Linked DNA regions of Mus musculus: all the other regions are linked to region 2. Evidence: chromatin contacts called from ENCODE Hi-C or POLR2A ChIA-PET data. All regions are on one chromosome and are shown on one strand. The core of a region is the stretch at or near the end of the contact, and the rest is flanking DNA. Distances in the headings are between cores, read along the strand shown.

The links. Hi-C counts contacts between places; a loop is a spot of excess contacts on that map. ChIA-PET counts read pairs that join two places held with the same protein, here RNA polymerase II (POLR2A).
Region 1: a map of v-Abl transformed pro-B cells shows a loop between it and region 2 (2.9-fold over the local background). The contact joins the enhancer-like site here to the promoter of Grap2 in region 2. A Hi-C loop is called at or near these places in 4 of 37 maps with a recorded cell type or tissue (T-helper 17 cell, mature B cell, regulatory T cell and 1 more).
Region 3: a loop to region 2 is called in a map of v-Abl transformed pro-B cells, with 1.9 times the contacts of the local background. The contact joins the enhancer-like site here to the promoter of Grap2 in region 2. A Hi-C loop is called at or near these places in 1 of 37 maps with a recorded cell type or tissue (v-Abl transformed pro-B cells). POLR2A ChIA-PET finds 5 or more read pairs at or near these places in 1 of 5 experiments (embryonic stem cell).

The regions. Positions count from the first base shown.
Region 1 is chr15:80,613,801-80,617,325 of GRCm38, reverse strand. All of the region lies in intron 1 of Grap2 (GRB2-related adaptor protein 2), which reads right to left. Among named protein-coding and RNA genes, the nearest start is that of Mir6957, 31 kb to the left of the region's middle. Within about 2 kb of position 1,427, at least 1 of the 3 ENCODE cell types and tissues checked has a DNase peak (open chromatin) inside an H3K27ac peak, as active enhancers do.
Region 2 is chr15:80,570,753-80,574,207 of GRCm38, reverse strand. Grap2 (GRB2-related adaptor protein 2) reads right to left here and starts at 1,611. Exons shown (of 8, transcript NM_001289442.1): 1 at 1,467-1,611.
Region 3 is chr15:80,534,236-80,537,766 of GRCm38, reverse strand. Enthd1 (ENTH domain containing 1) reads left to right here. Exons shown (of 6, transcript NM_001163189.1): 2 at 3,020-3,268. Among named protein-coding and RNA genes, the nearest start is that of Enthd1, 24 kb to the left of the region's middle. Within about 2 kb of position 1,553, at least 1 of the 3 ENCODE cell types and tissues checked has a DNase peak (open chromatin) inside an H3K27ac peak, as active enhancers do.

The sequences.
Region 1 (3,525 bases), core at 178-2,677, 43 kb before region 2:
GGAGCACCTCTCTCTTACTTCCTAGGAACACAGGCAGCAACGATGCCTGACTGGCTTTTAAGTGGGTTCAGGGATTCAAACTCTGGTCCTCTCTGCAAGCACCTTCTCCACTAAGCCATCTCTCAAGTTCCTAGTGTGTGCATTTCCTTGCCCTGACTGCTGTAGCCATGGCTGGGATCATTCTGCCTTAGTGGGCATTTAGCTTAGCAGGGGAGGACAAAAAGGCATAGGTAAATGGCGCCTGAAAAATCTGTAATCACTGGATGGACAATGACCCTTCAGCTCCCTGTCAGCTTCTGTTTAAATGTTCTACCAGAGGCGCAAACCAATTTATGTGGGACGCAGGAGGCTTGGCTTCTCTACACGTTGGGCTCTTGAAGAACTGAAATGTTAACCTGCCTGCCAAATGTCTAAGAAGTCAGACACATCCCCTTACTGTGTCGTCCTGAATTGTCGCTAACGGATCCTCTGAGCCTTTAAAGCAGTGACCTGCGAATTCCTTCCTAGCAAGAATCCACCTCTGTTTCTTCAAAGATTTGAATCTAAGGCCAGAGAGTGTAGAACCGGGCAGCTCTAACCAGTTCATGCACGGATGGACCCTTGCTATTCTGCTTTTGCCCCAGATCACTGCTGCAGGTGGCCCTGCATCCAGGGGTGGCTCTCAGGACTCTCTTCATTGATCTGTAGCCAGGGATTCCTCTAGATATTGGTCCACTTAAATGAGAGACTCCATCACTTCCTTTTTTGGTTTAGGATCTTTTAGGAGAATAAACAGCCTTCTCAGTGGAGACAAGTGATCTCCCTCCAGAAAATAGATGCACAGCTCTGATTCCGCTGCCACGGAAGAAAGCAAGACTAGCGAAGCACATCCCACCCAAATCACTTCTATCCAGGACGCGGAGATCTCCATCCCCTCCAAAGTGACCATGGGCGTACAGGGCATTTCTTATTTTTCTCCTGCCCTCTTTATTTTCTCACTCCTATGCCCCAGGGGAGCACAAATCCCCCGTCAGGACTGGGCTTGGAGACCCAGAGGAAGTGGCTTTTGATTAGAAGCCTCCGGGGCCCCACCCCCTACTCCCATCCATTTCTGTCCTGTGCGCAGGTGTGTTCCCCAAATAACAGTTCATCTTCTTGCTGCTTCTCTTCTGCGGGAAGCCACCAACAGAGCTGTCTCTAATGACAGGAGACAAAGGGGCAGCTGGTTTGGCAGCAAGGTGGCTGAGCGGGCAGGCAGGGAGGATCATACTTTCTCCTCCTCATCTGGAGAAGCCTGAGGCTCTGTCCGTCATCACCGTGACGTGCCTGCGGGGTGGGTGGGGGTGGGGCAGGTCATTCCAGGCTTTACCACTACATTGCGCGAGGCCCTATTACCTACCAGGCCCCTCCTGGAGATTTCTGCCAACCCCGGGATCTGTCTCTTCTGCTTTCCTGATTTCCAAGTGGGAAGCTTCTCTGTGGGTTGGAAGGCACTTGGTGTTCAGGTTGTGGGAAGCATATAAGCAGGATGTTTTTCAGACACACAGACAAACGTACACGTGGTGGAGTGGGGGTGGGGGTGGGGAGCCCTTAAGCAGGTCCTGTCACCGTGATTATGGCGACTGCATTCCTCTAAGGGCTCCTGCATTATTTCTCTCTTTCTTTTAATTCCCTCTTTTTCCTTCGCAAGATTTTTTTTTTTTTTTTTTTTTTTTTTTGGTTTTGTAGGAAGGAGTGGGAAGAGAGGAAGTGGAAAGGAAGAGAGGTGTGAGGACGCTGTCCTCAGGCAGGCCCCCTCCCCTCTGCCTATACCTCAGTTTCATCCCCAGCTCTCATCACACGCCCTCTCTGTAATCCCCTCTGCCTGGCTTATATAATCAACTATTTTTTTTTTTTGTGCTTATAACATATTGTGTCATTCACCCCCAAACTTTATCGAAGAAAAATACCCTTTTGCTTTTTTTTCCCTTAACCCTAACACACATGTTCTATTAAACTCAGACAACTCCCACCCCCACCCCACCCCCTTTTTTTTTTTTTTAACCTGTCAAACTGTCAGGCGAGGCTGCCTCAGAAGAAGGGAAGCTCACAGAGGAGGGGTGGGGTGAGGTCGGGGAGGGGAGGGGCGGGGCAAACCTGCCTTTAAACCCCTGTTGCTTACTTGGGCAGCTGAGGACTCTTAGTTCTCTATGCCTCAGTTTCCCCTCTGAGAATTCAGATGACGTCCTCACTTGCCACCTCCCAGGGAAAGCGAGTGCAGAAAGCCCCGTTCAGCTCTGGCATTTGCCTTCATAGTGTCTTTTCCCCAAAGCGTTTTGGCATCGGAGTATTCTACCAACATTTCTTGTAGAGAAAAACAAATGTCAAAACTGCTTTTAAAAGTGTAAATCCACCAAGCATATGCTCCTTTTTTCTCGTTTGAAGCCTCCATCTCCCCTCACTTCCCCTGGGCAGGTGCTAACTTCTTTCTCCTGGCCATGAGCCTTGGCTGTGGTGTTAGCCAAAGATATAGCCGTGGCGTGGGATGGAGACCACTCACTAGGTAGGAGGAGAAGGTTGACTTGCCAAGGAGAAAGGAGGAAACTGATTTGGCTTCTACACTCTGCCCAAACACCCAGGGCGAGATCATGGTGTGGCTGGCTTAGAACAGGAAGCTGGGGGGCAGCTGGGGGAGGGAACATACCACCCAAGTTTCACCAACGCCTAGAGACAAGAACCCGCCAAGACCAAGCGGCCCTTGCGTGCTTGTGATCTAGGATGTGGCAAGGGTTTTACCAGTGGGCACTCATTGTAATTTTGGGGGTGGAGCAGAACTGGGAATCGAACCTACTGCTTCACAGGCACGCTAGGCAAGCTCTCTACCATTGGGCTACCTCTAGAGCTCAGCATTTATTGCTGTTATTGGTGACTGGACATGGGAGAAAGAAGCAAGATATGAGAGTGAGTGTCTGATGTTTCCTAAGGCTATGTGCTTGCTCTGCTTGGTTTCTTGGCCTCCATTGGTACTAGCAAAATCATGGGCCTTCCTCCCACCAGGTCAGGATAATTGCTAACTAGCTTAGGCCTACTGAACCTTCCTGGGTGGCTGGCTGTCAGCTAAGAAATTGACAGCAGCAATTCCCACATACCATGGAAATTCAAGCCCATTACTTCTTGGTCAAAGAGGCAATGACTGCAATAAACTGGCTGACCTCAGAGTGGGCAATCGTGGGCTCAAAGGCAATTTTAGAAATGGGAACCGTGTGTCACTTCACACAAACTGCAGCCCCCCCACTTCCTCCTCCCTCCGCCTTCTCCCCTCCCCCTCTCTCCCGCCCACCCCCTGCAACACATTCAAGGGTTTTCAAGTTCACGCTCTCTTTTAAACACTAGTCACTTACCATGGCTATATTTAGAATGTATGTTTTAAAAATTCTCCTGTTGTTTTATTAAAACAACACCATGCAAACCTCGAAACAACAGCATCAAAATGCCAAGATATCACCGGCCCTACTAGAGAGAGGTCCCTGACAGCCCCACTGGGCTGTCAAGCTGACTTCTGACCCA
Region 2 (3,455 bases), core at 362-2,861:
CTGGGGTAGGTATAAAACAATGAAGGCCTGAGACGTGGAAGCTATTGTTAGAAGCAAAGGCATTTCTTTATATTGAATTGATCGATCACCTCCTTCCCCTCAGCTTCAGTAAAGCCATTTTTAAAAGATGAAAGCTATTACAATTTAGGGAGAATAAGATTACAGTTTACTATGTGGGAGACTCTCTGGGGTTGAGTTTAATAGGGTAGTTTTCTTCAGTGATGTGGGGCTGCCTCCTTTTACAGAAAACCAGAACACAAACACAAAAAAATTCTTAAAAAGGGAATAAGTTAGAAGTTTTTTAAAAACTTGGCATCGAAATATACTACTTGCAGGAGGATCTCTGTGAGTTCGAGGCCAGCCTATGCTACACAGACAGGGCAGACAGGGCTACACAGAGAAACCCTGCCTTGGTGGGGGGGTGGGGGGGGGGAGAGGGAGACACTACTTAATAGTGGCTGCTTCTTTCAAGAGGGCCTCTCTAAAATTATACTATGAATATCAAGCTTTGTAGGCCATGTTGATTCACTAAAAGAGACCAGGTTAAACTAAACGTTCTTTCTGAAATCAAAAATGAAGAAGAAAAAAAAAGGGACCCTATAACAAATTAGCAGTTTATAATAAATGGACCCATATGCAAGGCTCTTCCACTGAAGTTTCTCACCCTCCAACAATGTGTGCTCATCACTGCCTTATCCCTGCGGTGGTTTGGAGACCAAGTAGCCCCCCTTAGTCTATCTCTGGATGAGTACTTCTAATGATATACAAAGTGTTCCATATGCCTTATTAACAAGGCTGCACTTGAGGTTAAGTGGATGCAGTCATGGTTAAGTCAGTGAAAACCTGGTCTTTGCATTCCTTTCTCAGGTTCTGAAACAGATGGGGACAAGAGCAGAAACCAGAGATGGTCTTTAAAGATGCCACACAACTATTAATAAAGAGACAAAGATAGACAACACCCTCTCCTCATGTCTTCCCACGGGAAGTTTTCTCTTATTAAAGGAACTCAGACCAGTGTTCTTCGTAAAGAGAGCAAATGCCGCCAGAACTAGCAGTTTGGAGTTGGTGAAAAAATTGAGCAAGTCCTCAGAGTCTGGGCTCAATTCCCTACCACCTGCCACTCCCCGACTTCACTATTGAAGGGGGATTTTTTTTTCCCCCTCTGGGACCTCAACATCCAAGGTCTTTCCCAGAGATCGCTCTGAAGCCAGTTAGTAGAACTGCCGTTTTTTCCCCCATGGGCCCAGTAAAGACCAAGTTTTCTCTAGTTCGTTTGACAGAAGTTGAATCCAATCCCTACTAACGTAAGCCAACTAGATAAGAAGCCTAGGCTGATGGCTGAAGTATTGCCAGCAAAGTTCAGAAAACCAGTAGGACTAGCTTTCATTAGATTTGGCTTACAGAGAACAGAATCTTAAAAGCGCTCAAGGTTTCCAGAGGGCGTGCACCCACGACGCATGACTTACCTTTGGGACGCGAAGAGGTTGAGTTGAGCGTGTATCTCGGCTTTGACAACGAGTTATTAGAATTGCCTTTTGCCAGTGGGAAGATGCATTCAAATGTCAAGTTTACCGCGCCGCCTCAGCCTACAGGTCTGCCTTGTGCTGGTTTCTGAGCACCACACTGAAGCAGGTCGCAAGCCCCAGATCCATCAATACAGCTTCCTCCTCCCTGCCCCTTGCCCTCCTCCAAGCTCCCCCCCAGCCAGTCTGCAGGCAAACCACACAGGAACTAGCAGACACCCTGCTGCGCAGAGCTGGGCGTGAGCCTCAGATTATGTGGTTTTGTTTTCTAGCTGCTAGAGTTGAACCAAAACGCAGGAGGTTCACCGAAACATGCCTGCTCCTATTCGTTTCAGTTTTAACAAAACCCGCCTGCCCCCAACGCTCACATACACATACGAAAACTTCTGAAAACACGCCTGCCCCCAACGCTCACATTCACACAAGAAAACTTCTGAGTTTGGATATGATCCGGTAACAAGCTGCTGCTGGCCTCAAGGAAAAAGCCTGTTTTCACATCATTCCATCCGGAGAAATGCAAAGGCCACTGGGAAAAAGTTAAAGTCTTCCCTGGTCAATCATGATGTTAAAATCTCAGAGAAACCGCTTGCTAAGTGTAGCCAACCCATTTACATAACTCTTAGCTTGTGATACAAATCTTGACCCAAGAGAGAAGGAAGAAAACAGTGGGAGGCTCTCTAAGCCAGGAGTTCTGTTAGTGACACAGACACACGACACAGACACACACTATGGGGGTTAACTAGCCGATAAGCCAGGGGTTCTAAGTCCAGGCTTGCTATGGTCAAGAGTGCAGATCTTTCCTTGGACCCGTGGGACTTCACGTTCTCTTGAGCAAGCTGGACCCAAGGCTCTCTGACAATTTAAGAATCATCATCTCCCTCAACTTCCCCAGTTCTCACCTCCATATTTCTAACTCTCCCTGCCCCCACACCACCTGCAGCCCGTTGAAGTCTCTCTTCCTTTCTCTTTGTTCTTGTATCTCTTGCACAAAAAGGAGACGCATTTCAACTGGCTAAGCAAGGCCTTTAGAGTTTGGAGGCTGGATCCAAGGAGAAGAGGGACATTTCGGGATACCTCCGGCATGAATCTCTGCATAGTTTTTTCCCCATTTGATTCAATTTGAAGTTCTAAGAGTATAACTTAGACTTCATTCCTGACTTCTGAGGCGGTATCTCATTGCTTCTTTAAATGATAAACTTTACTAAAAAGTTATTTTATTTTAGTTTTTGGTTTGCAAGATAGAGTTTCCCGGAACTTGCTCTGTAGACCAGGCTGGCCTCAAACTCAGAGATGTACCTGCACTACCTCTGAGTGCTGAGATTAAAGGAGTGTACTACCACCACTGGGCTTGAAGATTTATATTTTAAAAACCCTTTTCTCATTATAATCTCTCACTTTTTTTTTGAGACATGTTTTCTTCTGTGCTGTAGCCCAGGCTATGCCTAGAACTCTTTGACTTCCAGCTGCAGCCTCAAGATTTGGGTCCAGCCAGCCCCAATGCTGGGCTATAGATGTGTACTACCATGCCTGCCTGATTATGCATTTTAATTGAAACAGGGAAGAAGGAGCCTGGTATAGAACTGGCACATTACTTTGGTCATAGTAGGTGCTCAGTAAATATTCATCAAATGGGCTAGAAGAAGTAATTTGCATCCTTAGTAATGGGAATGCAATGCCCATGGAGACCAGAAGAGTGCTAGGTCTCCTGAAACCGGGGTAACAGACCACAGTGAGCTGCTCAACGTGAGTCTTTACTGGGTCATTTCTCCAGCTTCTTTTCTTATTAATAAAAGTCTGAGGCCTGGAGAGATGGCTCGGCCGGCTCAGCACTGACTGTTCTACCGAAGGTCCTGAGTTCGATTCCCAGCAACCACATGGTGGCTCACAACCATCTGTAACGGGATCCGATGCCCTCTTTTGGTGTGTCTGAAG
Region 3 (3,531 bases), core at 304-2,803, 36 kb after region 2:
GGTGACTCACCCAGTGCATACATGCACTTGTCCCCTTTCCTTGCTGTGTCCTCAGTGCTCAGAACTCTCTCTTGCTCTCAGCTGCTCAAGGGATGATTCAATGGCTGCAGAAGCAGCTATGCTTGGACACCAGTCTCTTGCACAGCTGCTCTAGTGGTGCTCATCTCCAGTCTCTTACCTTGTGTTTGAGAGGGCCCAGGTTGGCCTTCTGCTTGGCCCTCCTTCTTTCTTGTTAGGTTTCAGACCCAGGACAAGGGGCTGAGGTGCACCTTTTACACATCAGAGCAGACCTGGCCTCCAGGTTTTCCCAGCATCCCTCAGTCCCTACCTAGCATAGTCCACCCCCAACCCTGAACTTTCCAGTCCAGGGGCTGAGCTGCCCTTCCCCCAGAGGCTATGTAACCCGGACATTTTGGTTTCTTCCTCTCTTCCTCCTCTTCTTCCCCCTTTCCTTTTCTCTGCATGGGCACTTTATCTTTTTCTCTTCCCCTCCCCTCTCTCCTTCCTTGCCCTCCCCAGAGCAGCTTCCCATAAGCCTGCATTTAATGTACTCTGATCTGGCTTGGATTGGCTCATTTCACCGGTGGAGAAATAACTTACCACATATTGATCTTGCTCCCATTCTACGTCTTTATTAATTTTTATGTGTTTTTATTAATATTTTTGTCACACTTTGTGATTCTCTCTTAAAAATATTTATTATCTTTACTGTATGTGTGTGGGTGTTTTGCCTGCATGATATATGTGCATCACGTGCATGCCTGGTGCTCACAGAAGCCAGAGAAGAGAGCTGGATCCCCTGGAGCTGGAGGGAATCATGGCTGTGAGCCACCACGTGGGTGCTGGGAACTGAACCTGGGGCCTCTGCAAGAGTCACTAGTACCCTTAGCTGCCAAGCCACCTCGAAGTCTCATGCTGTGCTTTGCCACTGGAGGTTGTGTATTGTAGCCCCCACCCTCTGCCATAACAGTGCACGTGACTGCTTCAAACCATGCCAGTCAGCCATCCTGGATTCCTTCAGTTTAGAGGAAGGAGAGGGAGCCCTCAGACTGGAGTGAGACGCAGTTCAGAGAATCTGTGTTTTCTAATCTTGCCCCATTCCTTTCTTCTTTCAGACAGGAAGCTGTTGTCCTTCCTGTGCTGTAAGGGTTTTATGCTGTGTCTTCCTTCGGGTCTTTTCAGAAGCATAGAAGTGAATGGATGCTTTTGTTGTTTATCTCCTCCTTGAAACAGACTTAGGGGCTCTTCTTGACTTTTCTTACTTCTTGATATGGGGCTTTAGAGGAACCCTGACTGGTACAGAGGGCACAGAATGGTAGCTCAGGGAATTAGGCAGAGTGAAATGAGATGCCCACTCCTCTTTGGGGCAGAATGCAGTGGCCTGGCCTTCCTGAAGCTGCTCTGTTCCCTTGTGGGAGTCGGATGCTTTAGGGAGGAGGCTCCCACCAGGGCAACCATCTTTCTGCTTGCTGTGCCTGCTTGCCACTTGGAGCGAGTGAGCTTCTCCTGCACCCCACCAGTCCCCACAGATTCTAAGTAAAATGTTCCAATTCCAGCCCATGATTTCTAGTTTCTAATTGGGGGTATTGCAGGAGGCTATTTTAAGCCAAGCAACTTTCTCAGGCAGCTAAGTTGTAAATTGGCTCCCAGCATCTTTCAGCAATCTGCTTCATTTACACCATAGCCAGGAGAACATTTGAAACTTTTTGATAATGTTTCTTTCTTAATTCATTCACTTAGTAAATATTTATTGAATATATGTTATGTGCCATCAGTGTCTGGAGTAAGACTCCTCTCATGGGGTTTATATTCCCAGAGAGGAAGCAAACAACAAGGGAACACACAGGTGACAGTGGGCAGGGGCAGATGCCAGGGGGAGACACAAAGGAGGGGGGATAAACTGATGGATGAGGTGGGGCTTCTTCAGAGAAATGCAGCTCTGAGGAGGAAGCGGTGTCTGAGGAGAGGACGGATAAGTCGGGGAGCCTGCATGGAAGCAACAGCTGCCTGAGTTTCTGTGGTACTGGGAAGAGGCTCAGGCTGCAGGATGAGGTACTGGTCGGGACAAAAGGGTAGCATGACACAATTTTTTTTTTTTTAAATCTCCAAATCTAAACGGTGCCCCTGTCGTCAGGGAAAGACCGCTCTTGACATCATCCCCAAGAGCTCCAGCAGACGTCCGCTTTTCATATGACACTGAGAGGGCCCAGCACACACTGTGAGGTGTCCACCAGAAACTAGGGGTGTTCAGAACAGGGTTTAAAAATATAAAGGAAATTCGGGAGGAAGAAGTGGCTAGGAGACGAGACTGGAGAAAGTAACCTTTTTGCACACACTTGCTGGTCTGTGCACACACTTGCTGGTCTGTGCACACACTTGCTGGTCTGTGCACACACTTGCTGGTCTGTGCACACACTTGCTGGTCTGTGCACACACTTGCTGGTCTGTGCAGGTACAAGTGGAGGCCAGAAGTTGAGACAGATGTGTTCCTCAATTCCTCTCTACCTTATTTTTTGAGATAGGGTTGCACTGAACCCAGAGCGTGCCAGTTTGATTAGATTGGCTGGTCAGTGCATCTCTGGCCTCCGGTCTAGGTTTCCCAGCATGGAGGCTGCAGGCACATGCCGCCACTCTTAGGTTTGAGGTGGGTTCCGGGGATCTGTACTCAAGTTCTCCTGCCCTCAGCGCAAGCACTTTACCCACTGCCCAATCTCCCTAGCCTCACGCTCAAACCTTCTTTGCGTGCCTGTGTTAGTTGATTTATTGCAGCGTATGGATGGCTTTCCAAGAAAAATCCAATAATGCATTTAAAATGAAAAGTATAATGCCAGATAAGATGCAATTCCATCACGTATTGATGATGTGTTTGCTCAGTGCGCACAGAGAGGAGTGTGTCGCCCACAGTCTTCCTGCCTTTCCACTTTGCTACATTGTCACTTCTTCATTTTCTTTAGAATAAAATTAATTATAGTTTTCATCAGTTTTTCCATGTTTAAGCAAGCTCTCGGGTATTTTTCAGGTCACTACATCCGGGAGAGGTCGAAGCAGGTCATAACTCTGCTGATGGACGAGCAGCTGCTCCATAAAGAGAGGGAAGTGGCCACGTGGACGAGGCAGCGGACCTCCTACTCCATGTCATTCCCCAGCAGATTATCTGCCACGGGGACCTCACCTACAGTGTGCACTTCTGTGCTCATCCCAGAAAGCCTTACCTCGGAGAAGAAGCACTCACAAGACTGCAAGAAGACTGCAGGTCTGTGCAGTAAAAGTACGTACTGTAAGCAGCGGCCTAACACTTGATAGGTGTCTGTTGAGAACAGCTAGACATAAAACACCAGCTTCACACAAATTACCAACTCAGTATCAGCAGGACTGTCCCACTGTTAGGCTCCATTCTGCAGGGAGCAGAGATGAAGGAGCGTGTTCAGTAGACAGTTGGATGGAAGTTTTCAGAACGTGTTGCTTCTGAATTCTCATAAAATCGTTTTCAGCGAAAACTTAGCCTAGCGGCTATTGTTCTTGGAATCTTTA